2 separate regions of the Homo sapiens genome follow, and region 1 is linked to region 2. Evidence: chromatin loops called from intact Hi-C (ENCODE). Cell type or tissue: heart left ventricle. All regions are shown on one strand. Each heading gives the region's core, and the rest is flanking DNA. Links, peaks and the distances in the headings are about the cores only.

Region 1 (7,700 bases), core at 298-5,297, 180 kb before region 2:
ATCCTCCCACCACGGCCTCCCACAGTGCTGGGGTTACAGGTGTGGGCTGCCATCACAGCTGGCTCAGCTGGCTGTTTTGACATAACCACATCACTAGCTTCTTCCCGTGTCCAGTGTGTGGTCAAATAGTGGAGGCCGTGGAGCTGCTTGCTCTTGGCGTCCTGGCTCCTATTCTCTCGGTGCAGGGGGTGATGAGTCCCAGTCGGGGCTGGCCAGCAGAATTGGGCTGTGAAGGCCTCAGAATAATAGGCTTGCCTGGTGACTGGAGAGTATTGGCCACAAAGTTTGAACAGTTGATTTTGTTAAATGAGGAATGTGCTGCTTAGCTAGTGTTTGCATGCCTGATTGAAAACTGCAGGCAGAAAGCAGGCTGGATGCACCAGCCTCAGAGCTGGGAGGACCGTAGGCCCAGCCCGCTGCCCAGGGCAGGACTGCACGGCCCCCTCACCATATGTTGGAAGAGTGTGCTCTAAGACATCTCATTCCTTCCTGCTCAGGCTGAGAGACTTCGAAGAATGCTTGGAAAGGATGAGGATGAAAATGTTAAGAAACCAAAACATATGTCAGCAGATGATCTGAATGATGGCTTCGTGCTAGATAAAGATGACAGGCGTTTGCTTTCCTACAAAGTAAGATGTTTGCCTTCATTTTCTCTTTCTCTCTCTTTTTTTAATTTAAAAACATTTTTTTGGTATTCATTTTAGGGATTTATTACAGTTGGGAATTTTAAATCTTTTTAACCAGTTTCTCTAAAGTTCTTTATCTGGGTGTTTATGGTATATCAGATATTAAAACTTTAGAGAGAAGACTTTAACAATAGTATGTGCACTCACTTGCTCACGCTCTCTTTCTCACTCTCTCTCTCTGTCTCAAAGGAACACAGATAAAACTGATTACTCGGTTAACATCAACTACTTTTGTTAATAACTGTATGATTCTATCTGCATGACCTCATCATACTATTGAGGGAGCTAACTCAAGGCTAGAGTTGTGAATTTTCTTTGAGTGATGTCATTGAGTTTCCATGACTGGTGTAGTTTTTAATTCACGAACTTTATAAATCGGTACCCTTTTCTCGTTTTAAGAGTGTATCAGTCAGGGTCCAGGGAAGAAAAATAGGCAGGACAGGTTTCAAGCAGAAGAGATCCACACAGGAAAATGGATACTGATAAAAACACTAGGTTACCTGGAGGAGCAGAAGGTGCTGTAGACACTCCTCCTGCTAAAGCCCGCAGCCACTGTACACCTTCCAAATCCCAGTCCCATGCTGCTCCCTGGCAAAAGCTGAACCGCGCCCAGCATCCTGCCGCAGGGTTCTCTAGCAGCCTGTAGCTCCTGCGGCTCGAATAGCCTAGAAGCGGGTGGTGGGCAGGAGGCCTAGTGCCAGTGGGCAAATGGAGCACACAGGTTTGTGTTCCTTGCAACCACGTAGAAAGCCCTGATGTGGGCAGCCTCTTGATGTGGCTGTGAGATGGTCCAGCGTTGTCTCCGCCTGTCCTCATGCCCTGTGGTTTCCACGCTCTTGGTAGGATGGAAAGATGAATGTCGAGGAAGATGTCCAGGAAGAGCAAAGCAAGGAAGCCAGTGACCCTGAGAGCAACGAGGAAGAAGGTGACAGTTCAGGCGGGGAGGACACAGAGGAGAGCGACAGCCCAGATAGCCACTTGGACCTGGAATCCAACGTGGAGAGTGAGGAAGAAAACGAGAAGCCAGCAAAAGAGCAGAGGCAGACTCCTGGGAAAGGGTTGATAAGCGGCAAGGAAAGAGCTGGAAAAGCTACCAGAGACGAGCTGCCCTACACGTTCGCAGGTGGGCAAGTGCGCGGGTTTCCTCAGGTTCTGGGATAACCTTTATGACCTGGCCATAGCTGTGTGTGTTCGTCTCCCTCCCAGGGGTTGCATTTGTGGAATGGGGACCAAGGATGCCCTTGGGAGTGCCTGGACACACCCCTGTGTCTGCTGATCCAGGTCTTAGAGTGAGTGGTCATCTTAGTTTGTGACTGTGGTTCTGTAGGCCGGCCCCCGATGGGCCAGATGCGCCTCTCTCTAGTGGTACCTTCACCTCCCTTTTAGTATATGGTCAGCCTCTTGTGGTGGACCAGAGGGGCAGGGCTGGGGAGGTGGGTGAGCATCTGCGAGAAGGCTTCCATGTTCCCACCTGGGCCTCCTGTTTGGCCACGTAACATTTTAGATGGAATATACAGTGTTGTTTTGTCTAGTATGTGGAGAAAAATTGTCCAGGCCAGGTGCGTGGCTGATGCCTATAATCCCAACACTTTGGGAGGCCAAGGTGGGTGGGTCACTTGAGCCTTGGAGTTTGAGACCAGCCTGGGCAACATTGCGAAACCTCGTCTCTACCAAAAATATAAAAAATAAGCCTGGTGCAATAGCTTGTGCCTGTGTTCCTAGCTGGTCAGGAGGCTGAGGTGGGAGGATCACTTGAGCCTGGGAGGCGGAGGTTGCAGTGAGCCGAGATTACACCACTGCACTCTAGCCTGGGTGACAGAGCAAGACCCTGTCTCAAAACAAAGAAAAGAAAAATGGTCAGGTTCTAGTAAGCAATGCCGAATTATTCTGTGCCTGCCAGACGCTTCCAGAGGAGAAGCTAGTGGTGAAGCTGGCCTCTGTGAAGTGCCCTCTGGTGGCAAGAGTCTCCTGAGCTGACACTGCTTGGCTCACAGTGGCTCCTTCCAGGTCCTTCTGAAGCAGTCTGGGCACTAAACCCAGCACCCTGCCACCAAGATGCTCTGAAACTGTGGGTGTTTTAGCAAATTCCTAATCAAGGAAAGGTGGGAGGGCATTTCCTTATTAGCCTGTTCCCAGGTGCGTGATCGCACCTGACAGCCCAGGTCAGGATGGCTGAGACCCCTCCAGGTGTACCAGGGCAAACGCTGGTGGGTTTGTTGTGATCGTGAAGTAGAATAGTTATATAAAATTACCTCTCTGTCAGCAGACATGTAAGTAATTCTCATTTTAAATGTGAAATGTGGGCCAGGTGCGGTGGCTCATGCCTGTAATCCCAGCACTTTGGGAGGCCTAGGCAGGCGGATCACCTGAGGTCAGGAGCTCAAGACCAGCCTGGCCAACACGGTGAAGCCCTGTCTCTACTGAAAATACAAAAATTAGCCGGGCATGGTGGCGAGTGCCTGTAATCCCAGCTACTCAGCAGGCTGGGGCAGGAGAATCTCTTGAACCCAGGAGGCGGAAGTTTCAGTGAGCTGAGATTGCACCACTGCACTCCAGCCTGGGCAACAGAGCGAGACTCCATCTCAAAAATAAATATATATACATATATATAAATGTTAAATGTGCAGTATGTTTTGTGTTTTTGATAGCCCCTGAATCCTATGAGGAACTGAGATCTCTGTTGTTAGGAAGATCGATGGAAGAGCAGCTTTTGGTGGTGGAGAGAATTCAGAAGTGCAACCACCCGAGTCTCGCAGAAGGAAACAAAGCAAAATTAGAAGTACGTGGATTGAGTGTGTGTGGAGCGCTGGGAGTGTCAGCATAGCCCCGTATATGAATGCCAGAATTGTGTGAAGTTGTGCAACGGCCATGTGTGCCTCAGGCCAGATGGGGCCAGCCCGTCACATGGTTACCTATGATGATGGCTGGGAGTACTTGGTATGGCACCGGCAGAGGCCTCCCTTGGCTTTGGCCCCTCTCTAGGCCTCGTGCCAGACCCAGCCAGAGGCAGGCATGGGGACCTTCACCTTCATCTCACAGGGGAGGACACTAGGGTTCACATAGCCAGCGTGTGGCAGAGCCAGACTTTGCTGTGGCAGATAGGTGGCTGTGATCGTGCCTCTTTCAGTGAATGGTGGATATTGCCTGTGAGGAGGACGCCGTGCTGCCCGTGTTCCTCGTCGTGCTTTCCTAGTGGTGTGTTGTCAGCTGTTCTGTAGAAGGATGCGCCTTGCCCTTAGCTTTCTCCCCCCTACACCTTCTAGTGCTTAGCAAGTTCTAGCAGTGTATTTGCTTACATTTTAGAAGGCTGCTCGTGTCTGTCACCCTGGGCTCCCCTGCCCCACCTGGTTGTCACCAGAATGTACGTGATCCAGAAGCTGTGTGCCTGTGGCTTTGTTCTTGGTGCTGAGCACTGAGCTTTATTTCCCAATTCATGTTCCTGCAGAAACTGTTTGGCTTTCTTTTGGAATACGTTGGCGATTTGGCTACAGATGACCCACCAGACCTCACAGTCATTGATAAGTTGGTTGTGTAAGTAAAAATGGTGTGTCATCTGGGATGTGGGGTTAAGCAGAACAATTTTTCTCCCATTTAGAGTCATAAAAATACATTCCAGAGTTACTAAGGTAGGTGGAATGATGGTGTCAGCATGCCAAGTGGGCAGGTGGTCACCCAGGGCTTGTGAGCCTCACAGCGCAAGCCGGCTTCTCACACGTGCCGCTCCAGCCACTGTAGAGCTGGGACTGACTTTTAACCACAAACAAGTTGATTTTGAAACAAGTGAACCCCTTTAGATTTGTGGCTGGGATGGGGTGGCTCATTGTAAGTTTCAAGCTCTGGGTGACTGAGCGGTATTTGGAAAGCACGGTAGACACCCCGCCCCTCACCCTTCAGTGAAACCCAGTTGGGTGGCTTTGCATGCCAGGGAGTGTGTACCTCTTGTCTGCATGGGGACCGCCAGGGCGAGCTCCTGCCCTCGTTGCCCTCTAAGGCTGTGTGACCCACTCAGTGGCTCCTGGCCCCCAGGGCTGGTGGCTGGAAGAATGCCAGAGGGGCAGAGTCCTCAGTTGAGAGGCGTGTGTTGGCTTCGGATCCATGAGAGTGCACACCAGCTTCCTGCCCTGTGCCGCGCGGAGCTCTCCACGTCATCTTCTGCATGCATGGAGGCACTATCAAAGAAGTACCTGTCGTGAGGAATAAATGAGTTAATATGGAAAGTGCCTTGGAGCTGTCAGCTGCAGCTGCCACACAGAGTGGTGCCCCCAACAACGTCTGTACCACAAATCGAGCTGTTTCTCCCACCACCTCCAGTCCATAATGTTATGGCCGAGTTTTTAGGAAATGGCAGAAGTGAGTGTAGACTCTTAAGAATGCTGTTAGAAAAAGCGGATTCATCCAGTTCTTACTTGCTCAGTCAACAGGTGACTGCATAGGAAAGTGGCTTGCAGGGCTTTTCTGTGTTTCTTATCTAAAGTCATTCTCTCCTGACTTTACATTTCTGCTTAACAGGCACTTATATCATCTTTGCCAGATGTTTCCTGAATCTGCAAGTGACGCTATCAAATTTGTTCTCCGAGATGCGATGCATGAGATGGAAGAAATGATTGAGACCAAAGGCCGGGCGGCATTGCCAGGGTTGGATGTGGTAAGCAGAGTTCAGTCTAGGCACTGCCCCTGCCACAGAAGTTCTGTTTGGCATCACAGAAGGTGGACGACGGGTACGATGCTCTTGGCTGTACCCTGTGCTTCCAGGGTGATGTGGAGTGAGCTGCACGGCAGCGAGGGTGATCTGGAGTGAGAGTGCACGGCAGTGAGGGTGATCTGGAGTGAGAGTGCACGGCAGTGAGGGTGATCTGGAGAGTGCACGGCAGTGAGGGTGATCTGGAGAGTGCACGGCAGTGAGGGTGATCTGGAGTGAGTGCACGGCAGCGAGGGTGATCTGGAGTGAGAGTGCACGGCAGTGAGGGTGATCTGGAGTGAGAGTGCACGGCAGTGAGGGTGATCTGGAGTGAGAGTGCACGGCAGTGAGGGTGATCTGGAGTGAGAGTGCACGGCAGTGAGGGTGATCTGGAGTGAGAGTGCACGGCAGTGAGGGTGATCTGGAGTGAGAGTGCACGGCAGTGAGGGTGATCTGGAGTGAGAGTGCACGGCAGCGAGCCTGGGAGGGGAGGGCACTCCTCCACTAGCCATGGACTAACGTGTGGGTCGTGCAGGGAGATTCTGGTTTGATTCCACGTGAATGGTGCTGTATTTGGTCCAGTGACAAAAACATTGGAAGGCAAATAGAACCACGGTATTGTCCTTAAGGGCCCAAGCCTGTGGGCTGGTTTAAATTGGTCTCGGTTTCTATGTTATTCAAAGGTTGGGAGACATTTGTACGCTGAGATTTTTAACAATTTTATAACAGCCTCATGCTGTATTTTCAGCTTTAGTAACTTTAAGGAAATACTTGCTGAGATACGCTCTTTATTCTGTTGCCTGGTGTTTGTGTTGAAATGGATTCACAATAGTTAGCAGAAGCTTAAAAATGTAGGACTTAGGTTAGTGATTTTTAATCAACTCCCCAAAACATGATCTGAGCCCGTGTCTATAACCATTGTTGACTGCTTTGAAGTCTTCATGGGCCTCAGTGTCCTCACTGCACGTTTAGCTGGTTGACCCACGGTGGTTGGACGCCTGTTCTGTGACACTGAGGCCAGAGCTCTGGGCCAAGGAGATGCACCCTCTCCTCGCCAGATCCTGTTCTTGGCTCCGGAGTGTTTGCGGGGAGGGCATATGGATGGACTTCATTTACCTTCTTTAACCTGTGGTAACACTTTCTTTCCAGCTCATTTATTTGAAAATCACTGGGCTGCTATTTCCAACTTCCGACTTCTGGCACCCAGTGGTGACCCCTGCCCTCGTGTGCCTCAGTCAGCTGCTCACCAAGGTGCGTTCTCTCCACATGCGGCAGGGGTCGGCCTGCTGCACCACGGGTGGCCGGAGCCACAGCCCCTCGGGGCCTTGTGGAACATGAGTGTGGCTGTTTAAGGGCTGCAGAGACCGAGCACTGCGGTTAGGCCAAAGAGGGCCCATCTAAAAGAGCCCCGGCTCGAGCAGCCCCAGATGTGGGTGGGAGTGGGAGGGCCTGGTTTGGCACCTCAAGGTTACAGATGGTGCTACCCCAGAAAACAACCTTTCAAGTTAGTGGTGAAGTTATCCAGTGTGATGATAAGGGCTTTTGTTCCCTTTTTGGCTTAAAAAGTTCAAGCTGTTCCTTTTTCTTTATTAGGCATGTGATTGGTACATGCTTAGTGCAGTAATCGTACGCTCTGTATGGGTGGAAGGAACTTTATAATCAGTATAGCTCTGGCCAGGCGCGGTGGCTCACGCCTGTAATCCCAGCACTTTCGGAGGCTGAGGCGGGCGGATCACCTGAGGTCGGGAGTTCAAGACCAGTGTGGCCAACATGGCGAAACCCCGTCTCTACTAAAAATACAAAAATTAGCTGGGTGTGGTGCCACATGCCTGTAATCCCAGCTACTCGGGAGACTGAGGCAGGAAAATCACTTGAACCCGGGAGGTGGAGGTTGCAGTGAGCCGAGATTGTGCCATTGCACTCCAGCCTGGGTGGTAAGAGTGAAACTCCGTCTCGGGAAAAAAAAATCACTAAAGCTCTTTATCTTGTTTTCATCTCATTTGATGCTCTCGACACTGCTATAAGGTGCGGGGGTTCCCTCTGTACTTGTGAAGCTCAGTGGGGTGCGTGGTTCATCAGGGAAGCCCGGTGGTCGGCCTAGCATGGCATGACATCGTCCCAGGACAGTAACCCCCCATATGTTCCTTTCCAGTGCCCCATCCTGTCCCTCCAGGACGTGGTGAAGGGCCTGTTCGTGTGCTGCCTGTTCCTGGAGTATGTGGCTTTGTCCCAGAGGTTTATACCTGAGCTTATTAATTTTCTTCTTGGGATTCTTTACATAGCAACTCCAAACAAAGCAAGCCAAGGTGAGTTGATTTGAGGGAGGTTCCTACAAA
Region 2 (7,700 bases), core at 1,430-6,429:
TTCTGTCTTCAAAAACCTCTTTGTTATAAGTAACTCTTTACCATCAAACATCTTAATTTGCAGACTGCGCTGTAGCCATCACCCAACACCGGAGTTGAGTGGTAACACCTTGGCTATCAGCAGACGCCTCAGATGGCACCTGAACCCTCACTGGCAGCTGAGATGAAGGCTCCGTGGGGATGAAATACAGACACCCCGCTCGGTGTGTGGAGGGGCTGGGGTTGAACAGGAAGGAGGCCAGAAGACGGCTTCTGGGAGGAGGAAAATGGCTCTGACAAGGAATGGGAGCCACCAAAGACCCAAGAGCCACCCTCACCTCCTAGCCCAGGGGCTGTGCAGCTCAGGGCTCTACTGGGCATCACCCTCATAGGTGGCATCACCTCTACCGTACGGGCACATCACCCTCATCCAGATGAGGTGGCCTGGGAGCAGCAGAGAGCATGGCACACGCCAGCTATCATGGGTGTTTGCTACAAATGTCTTTAATACACGACAAAAGTAAGCTGTGGCTAATTTTCATTGAACAGACGCAAACATCAAGGCTACAGAGAGGAAAGATCTGTGAAGGCCACCAGAGCCTGCAGGCCACACGCCAGGCCCTCCCACTCCGGGGCTGTGCAGGCTTCTTGCTGTGCTCGTCTGTCCTCAGCTGCCGTGTGCCACACCCACCCATCACTGGAGTTTGTCAGAGACGCCAGGCCGACAAGTGCCCCTGGGTTGTCACTCCTCCCACGTCCTTGGGATGCTGGCTGGGACAGCCCTGCTCTGCTGACCCCTCACTCCTAAGGGGCTCGCGGAAGAGGCCGAGGGTCTGAGAGCTGGCTCCTTGGCCCAAGGCAGGGCTGTCCAAATCCTAAGGTCCCTCTGCTCCCATAGGAAGGCTTCCAGAAGCCTCTCTCTGGGGCCAGGGCATCTGGGAAGATGTCCCGGCCCTAACTATGATTGGGAAATGGGGCAAGATGGAGAAAAATGGCGTTTGTGAAAGGGCTCCCGGGGATATAGTCTGTATCACAGGCAGACAGGGGCCTGCAGGACTGGGCTAGGGGGCTGGCTGGGGGAAGGCAGCAGGTGGGGCAGCCACACCTCCACTGGGCTGCTCCCCCAGAGCTGGTCTGAAGACAGGCAAGGGGTATGGCTGTGACCAACCCTCTCCTGGCACCCCACCCCCAGCAACCCCTGATATTGGGGTCACAGCTCAGCCTCTTCCACTTACTCACGCATGCATACCACATATATTTACTGAGCAGCTAAACATTCATTCATGCATGCATCATACATTCATTCATTTATTCCACAGTCACCTGAGGGCCCTCCCCTGTGCAGCACTGTGCCAGACCCTGGGGGTGCTGAAACCAATCAGGTCACTGCTTACGATGTCCCAAGCTCTCTCAAATGCCCCATCCCCAGCCTCAGCCTTCCTGCCCCAGATGAGGGCAGATCCATCCTCCCCACTGCTCAGGCCAAGGTCTTCAGGTCCTCTTTGATTTTCCCTAACCCTACCTCACCCCAGTCTGTATGAGTTTCCTGTGGTTGCAGGAAAAAATTATTTCAAACTCAGTGGCTTAAAACAACACAGAGTTATTCTCTGATACTTCCGGAGGTCAGAAGTCTGAGACAGGGGTCTCCCTGAGCTAAAGTCAAGGTGTTGGCAGGGCCACATTCTTTCTGGGGCTCTAGGGGAGAATCCATTCTTGGCTGTTTCCACCTCCTAGAGGCCACCGGCATTCCCTGGCTCGTGGCCCCTTCCTCCAGGCTCAAAGTCAGCAACACTGGGTCAAATCCTTCTCACACTGCGTTACTCTGGCCTTCTCTTCCGCCTCCCTCTTCCACGTTGAAGGACCCTGTGATGACATTGGGATCACCTGCTGACCCAGGGAAAGCTCCCTATTTTAAGGGTAACTGATTAGCAACTTCAATTCATCTGCTGCCTTTATTCCCCTTGCCATGGAAGGTAACACATTTACAAATTCTGGGGATTAGGATGTGGAAGTCTGGGGGCGGGGGTCATGATTATGCTGATTCTGTCGTTATTAGGAATTCCTCGCTCCACTTCAGAAGCCCCCCCAGAACCTGGTGGGTTCTCACCATCTCCAAGACCACTGCTTGGGGACAAGCTACCACCATTGCTTCTTTTCTGGATTTCCTCTCCCCAAGAATCCTACAAGGCTCCCATTTTGCTCCAAAGAAAAGCCAGAGTTCCCACGGTGGTCTACAAAGCCGCCATGACCTCGGCCCTAGTCCCTCCTCCTCCACTACGTCTGCTTCAGCCACAAGAGTCTCCTTGTTTCCTGCACTGGCAAACACACCCCTGCCTCTGGGCCTCTCCATGGGCTGTTCCCTCGGCCTGGAATGCTCTTTCCCCAGAAATCTCCCTCCTTGACCCTCTGTGCATCTGTGCTCAGAGGTCCTGTTAACACTGCCCTGGCCCCTGCCATAGCACTGCCATCCCTCTTGGCCCTCCAGGAAAAGGAGCAAGTTCTCCAAACCCCGCTAGTCCAGGAGGCATGAGCTGTGCTTGACCTGGCTGCACAGGACGACTGAGCTAAGGGGATTCAGAACAAAGTTTTCTCCCATAGGGTGGCCGGGATGCTCTCTGAGGCCTAGCATTGAGGAAGTAAAAGAATTACGGAGGCCAGGCGGTGGCTCACACCTGTAATCCCAGCACTTTAGGAGGCTGAGGCAGGAGGATCACTTGAGCCCAGGAGTTAAAGACCAGCCTGGGCAACATAGTGAGGTGCACCCCACCCCCGCCGCCATCTCTATAAAAAATACAAAAATTAGCCTGGTGTCGTGGAACACACCTGTAGTCCCAGCTACTCAGGAGGCTGAGGTGGGAGGATTGCTTGATCCTGGGAGGTAGAGGTTGCAGTAAGCCGAGATGACACCACTCCCTCCAGTGTGGGCGACAAAGCCAGACCTTGTCTCAAAAAATAAAAATAGGGGCCAGGCGCGGTGGCTCATGCCTGTAATCCCAGCACTTTGGGAGGCCGAGGCGGGCAGATCACGAGGTCAGGAGATCGGGACCATCCTGGCTAACGTGCTGAAACCCCGTCTCTACTAAAAATACAAAAAATTAGCCGGGTGTAGTGGCGGGCGCCTGTAGTCCCAGCTACTCAGGAGGCTGAGGCAGGAGAATAGCGTGAACCCAGGAGGTGGAGCTTGCAGTGAGCCAAGATCACGCCACTGCACACTCTGGCCTGGGTGACAGAGCCAGACTCCGTCAAAAAAAAAAAAAAAATGCCATAAAGAATAAGGATCATTATACTTCACGTATGGATGGCAAAAGAGGGCCAAAAATAGATATGGAGATAATCCAGATAATCATTAAGTATATTTAAGAATAGTGTCAACTTTGACCATTGTAATTGGTATAAAAATATGACAGATTTCTGGATATTTATATCCAGATTATACAATATATACAGATTATATTTTATAGATACTAATGTTTGCCAACATTTCTAATATAGAGTTTGAAATGTTTCATCAAAACATTTAATACATGTAAAATATATACAAAGTTAAATACAGTAAAATCAAAATAATGTGGAAACTAGAATCTACTTGACATATCTCCCTAGCAAGATAGTGTTTTTTTCCAACTGTACTATATTATATGAAAGTCCTGTTGCTATGCATATTCTGTACATGCCATGGCTACGTCTACAAATATGAAACAGCTAGAATAAACGGAAAAATCTAAACACCAGAGATGTTTTTACGTGGTTGTATATGAAATTATCATGTTGACAAAACAGCCAGATAATAAAGTTTTCAAACTCAAGATTTTTGTCTTATATGTGTAACCTCTGTTCTATTTGTTACAAATTATAAGTCTATGTTACTTAAGTGTGTGAATGAATAAAGGAAACATCTAGTTTAAAAAAAAAAAAAAAAAGACCAGCCTGGCCAACATGGCAAAACCCCGTCACTGCTAAAAATACAAAAATTAGCCGGGCGTAGTGGCGTGCACTGTAATTCCAGCTACTCGGGAGGCTGAGGCAGGAGAATCGCTTGAACCCGGGAGACGGAGGTTGCAGTGAGCTGAGATTGCACCATTGCACTCCAGCCTGGGCAACAGAGCGAGACTCTGTCATTAACAAACCAACCAACTTCCCCCAGCGCTCAGGGGCCCACGCTGGGGAGCAAAGTGGGTCTCCTCTGAGACAAACGTGGAGACTGCTCGAGAGCGAGGGTGGAGAGGTGCTGGGGGCGCTGGTCGGGGCGCGGGTTGCGGGACGGGGAGGGGCTGGGCGGGGCGCTCGCGCTCGCCTTCTGCCTGAGGCCTGGTCTGGGGCCGCGGGTCCACACCGCCTCCTCGTGGACACTCGCCGCGAGGGCCCGCGCCGCCCGCGGAGGCTGGGCTTGAGCCCACGGGAAATGAATACGGATCCTATAAGATTCGAGCTTTCATCACTGGGTCACCAGACGGTTCTGGGCGCGTGTCCGGGGTTCATCCTGAATATGCGCTGATGGGGCCGCTGGGCACGGTGGCGGTGTGGCCGCAAGGCCCCGCGGGGCCGCGCCCACCCGGAGGGTCCCATACCAGCCCCTCCTCCGCGCCCAGGCCCTGGCTCTCCCCGCTGCACCCCCGCTGCCCGCAGCCCTGAGCGCGCCCCGCTTTCGCTGGCGGGACAGCAGCGTCCTGCCAGGGTCGCGGCGCCGCACAGCCCGAATACTTCCTCACGAAACTCCAGAGACCCCTTCTGTACCCGCTGTGTCCCCCGGCCTGCCAGTAGCTCATGGTTACCTCAGGGTCCCAGACGCTTAAATGGGTTCTGGAATTTTCTCTGCCTCCTCTTGCCTTCCGGGAGCAAATGCGATGGTGGCTGCCAGCTGCTCGCCTACGCTTTTCTGCTCCTAAGGGCTCGACAAGGCAAATGCATTGGCTCAGGTCAGGACAAAGAGCAGGATGATTTCCCAAGGTCCCGGGGCACTGGAGCTGCGGGGAAGGGCAGCGGCCCTGAGCCGGGACCCCTGTGTAGGGGAAGACCCCTGCCCCTCCTGGAGGCCGGCCGGCTCTTACGGGTTTTGGCCTAGCATCCCCATGTGTGTCCGGAATTGGTGGGTTCTTGATCTCACTGACTTCAGGAATGAAGCCGCGGACCCTCGCGGTGTTACAGTTCTTAAAGGCGGTGTGTCTGGAGTTTGTTCCTTCTGATGTTCGGACGTGTTCAGAGTTTCTTCCTTCTGGTGGGGTTCGTGGGCTCGGCGGACCCTGCACTCGGAGCAGCCAGCCGGCCCCACCGGCCACAGGCAGTGAGGGGCTTAGCACCTGGGCCAGCAGCTGCTGTGCTCAATTTCTCGCCGGGCCTTAGCTGCATTCCCGCGGGGCGGGGCTCGGAACCTGCAGCCCGCCATGCCTGAGCCTCCCCCGCTCCTCCGTGGGCTCCTGTGCAGCCCGAGCCTCCCTGACGAGCGCCGCCCCCGCTCCACGGCGCCTAGTCCCATCAACCACCCAAGGGCTGAGGAGTGCGGGTGCACGGTGCGGGACTGGCAGGCAGCTCCACATTCACTGGGTGAAGCCAGCTGGGCTCCTGAGTCTGGTGGGGACGTGGAGAACCTTTATGTCTAGCTAAGGGATTGTAAATTCACCAATCGGTACTCTGTATCTAGCTCAAGGTTCGTAAACACACCAATCAGCACCCTGTGTCTAGCTCAGGGTTTGTGAATGCACCAATCGACAATGTATCTAGCTAATCTGGCGGGGACGTGAAGAACCTTTGTGTCTAGCTCAGGGATTGTAAACACACCAATCAGCACCCTGTGAAAACAGACCACTCGGCTCTACCAATCAGCAGGATGTGGGTGGGGTCAGATAAGAGAATAAAAGAAGGCTGCCCGAGCCAGGAGCGGCAACCCGCTGGGGTACCCTTACCACATTGTGGAAGCTTTGTTCTTTTAGTCTTTGGGTCCACACCGTGTTTACGAGCTGTAACACTCATTTGTTGAAGGTCTGCAGCTTCACTCTTGAAGCCAGTGAGACCGCGAACCCACCGGGAGGAACGAACAACTCCAGACGCACCACCTTAAGAGTTGTGACACTCACCGCGAAGGTCCGCAGCTTCACTCCTGAGCCAGTGAGACCACGAACCCCACCAGAAGGAAAAAACTCCGAACACATCTGAACATCAGAAGGAACAAACTCCGGACACGCTGCCTTTAAGAGCTGTAACACTCATTGCCAGGGTCCACAGCTTCATTCTTGAAGTCAGTGAGACCAAGAACCCACCAATACCGGAAACACATGGGCTGGGCCAGGCAAGGGGGACGTTTGGGGCTCAGTCTGTCCTGGTCCCTTCTATGGCTACTCCAGTCCCTCCCCTGCTTGCTGCACTCTAGCCACCCCTGGACTCCTCCAAGGGTCTTGATCAGGCCCTGCACAGGTCCCTGGGGCTCTGCACTCGCCAAGCCCTCTGCCTAAGAGGTTCTTTGCCCAGATACTTACATTGTGTTCTCCTGGTCTTTATCCACGGGTCCCTGACTTTCCTGACCTCCCTGAAGGAAAGCCAGGAAGAGTGGAGAGGTCTGAGCTAGGAGCCTGTGGGAGTCAAAGAAGGTGCCCAGAGGAGGAGAGGAAGAGAAAGGGTGAGCCAGGTGGGGGGACTCTGCCCACCCCTCATACCCCGGCTGAGCCCTCCCATGCCTGCCTGCTCCCGTCAACCTCCCACCTCCCTGCTGAGTTGGAGCCGGGGGAGCCTGGAGGTGAGGATGTGCCAGGTAGGAGCCCCACAGGGGCCATGGGACACCAAGAGGTGATCCAGGAGGCATGCGTGGCAGCCCTGCCTCTGAAGTGTGGGGCCTAAGAGGGACCTGTTGGGCAGCTCAGGGCTTCTCCTTGGGGAGCTGACCCAGCCGTCTGTTCTGTGACCACCTTGACACCCACATCCAGTTCCTGCCGCAGTGCGCCTCTGTGAGCCCCACCCCCTGGCGGTGCTTGTGCAAACAATGGAAGGAATGAGTATTCCAGGCACTGAAGCAGCAGGCACAAAGTCCTGAGGCAGGAGAGAACTTGGTGTTTTTCATGGGAAGGAGTCAGTATTCCAGGCACTGAAGCAGCAGGTACAAAGTCCTGAGGCAGGAGAGAACTTGGTGTTTTTCATGGGAAGGAGTCAGTATTCCAGGCACTGAAGCAGCAGGTACAAAGTCCTGAGGCAGGAGAGAACTTGGTGTTTTTCATGGGCTCTTTCAGAATGACTGGTCTACAGTGAGCCGGAGAAAGGGGTGCAGATGGGTCTGAAAACAGCAGGGCCAGTGGACCACGCAGGCCTCAGCAGCTTCATCTGTGGGTGGGGCTCACGTTTACTCTACCCACCCATTCTGGGATTAGTAGCTACCCAGGGCTTTGCTGCTCTGGGGTGCTGGTGTCTCGCATTAGGCCTTCTCTTGCATGATCTCTGCTGATATCCACTGGCCATGCAGCCTCGAGCAGGTGGGGACAGACTTGGTCTACTCCAGGGCAGGTGCCCAAAGTCACACGGCAAAAGGGCGTGGCGGGAGGTGGTAAAAAGCTGGGAGCAACAGTCCATCTAGCACAAATACACATTTGCTGCAAAAAGCCCTGTTGTCAAGACAGTCCTCAGGTTTGACGATTCAGTAGAAGGACTCACAGTTATTCATTACAGCAAAAGGACACAGAAGAAAATCGGCAAAGGAAAAATAAGGCACATAGAGCGGGCCCGGCGGGGAGACCAGGTGCA

The links. Hi-C counts contacts between places; a loop is a spot of excess contacts. Peaks named below come from ENCODE experiments on the same cell type or tissue, not always from the same donor. Only the 100,000 strongest peaks of a DNase experiment are listed, where the experiment ranks them.
Region 1: it touches region 2 in a loop (2.7-fold over the local background); 27 of 110 quality-filtered maps call a loop at or near these places.

Annotation. Positions count from the first base shown.
Region 1 is chr4:2,944,043-2,951,742 of GRCh38, reverse strand. It overlaps NOP14 (NOP14 nucleolar protein), which reads left to right. Exons shown (of 18, transcript NM_001291978.2): 7 at 498-629; 8 at 1,530-1,809; 9 at 3,335-3,465; 10 at 4,132-4,217; 11 at 5,196-5,331; 12 at 6,514-6,615; 13 at 7,517-7,670. NOP14-AS1 (NOP14 antisense RNA 1) reads right to left here. Exons shown (of 4, transcript NR_015453.2): 3 at 4,623-4,870; 4 at 665-1,590. Among named protein-coding and RNA genes, the nearest start is that of NOP14-AS1, 12 kb to the right of the region's middle. RefSeq lists an enhancer at 3,909-5,108. In heart left ventricle, for the core only: a CTCF peak has its summit at 2,658 (motif pointing left); no DNase peak of the experiment used is centred there.
Region 2 is chr4:2,760,900-2,768,599 of GRCh38, reverse strand. LOC102723763 (a long non-coding RNA gene) reads right to left here and starts at 6,868. Exons shown (of 3, transcript XR_001741552.2): 1 at 6,449-6,868; 2 at 4,751-4,860. RefSeq lists a silencer at 4,080-4,629 and enhancers at 4,820-5,388, 6,192-7,016. In heart left ventricle, for the core only: CTCF peaks have their summits at 4,126 and 4,330 (motif pointing left); DNase peaks (open chromatin) are centred at 4,329 and 4,892; H3K4me3 peaks cover 1,192 bases; H3K27ac peaks cover 462 bases.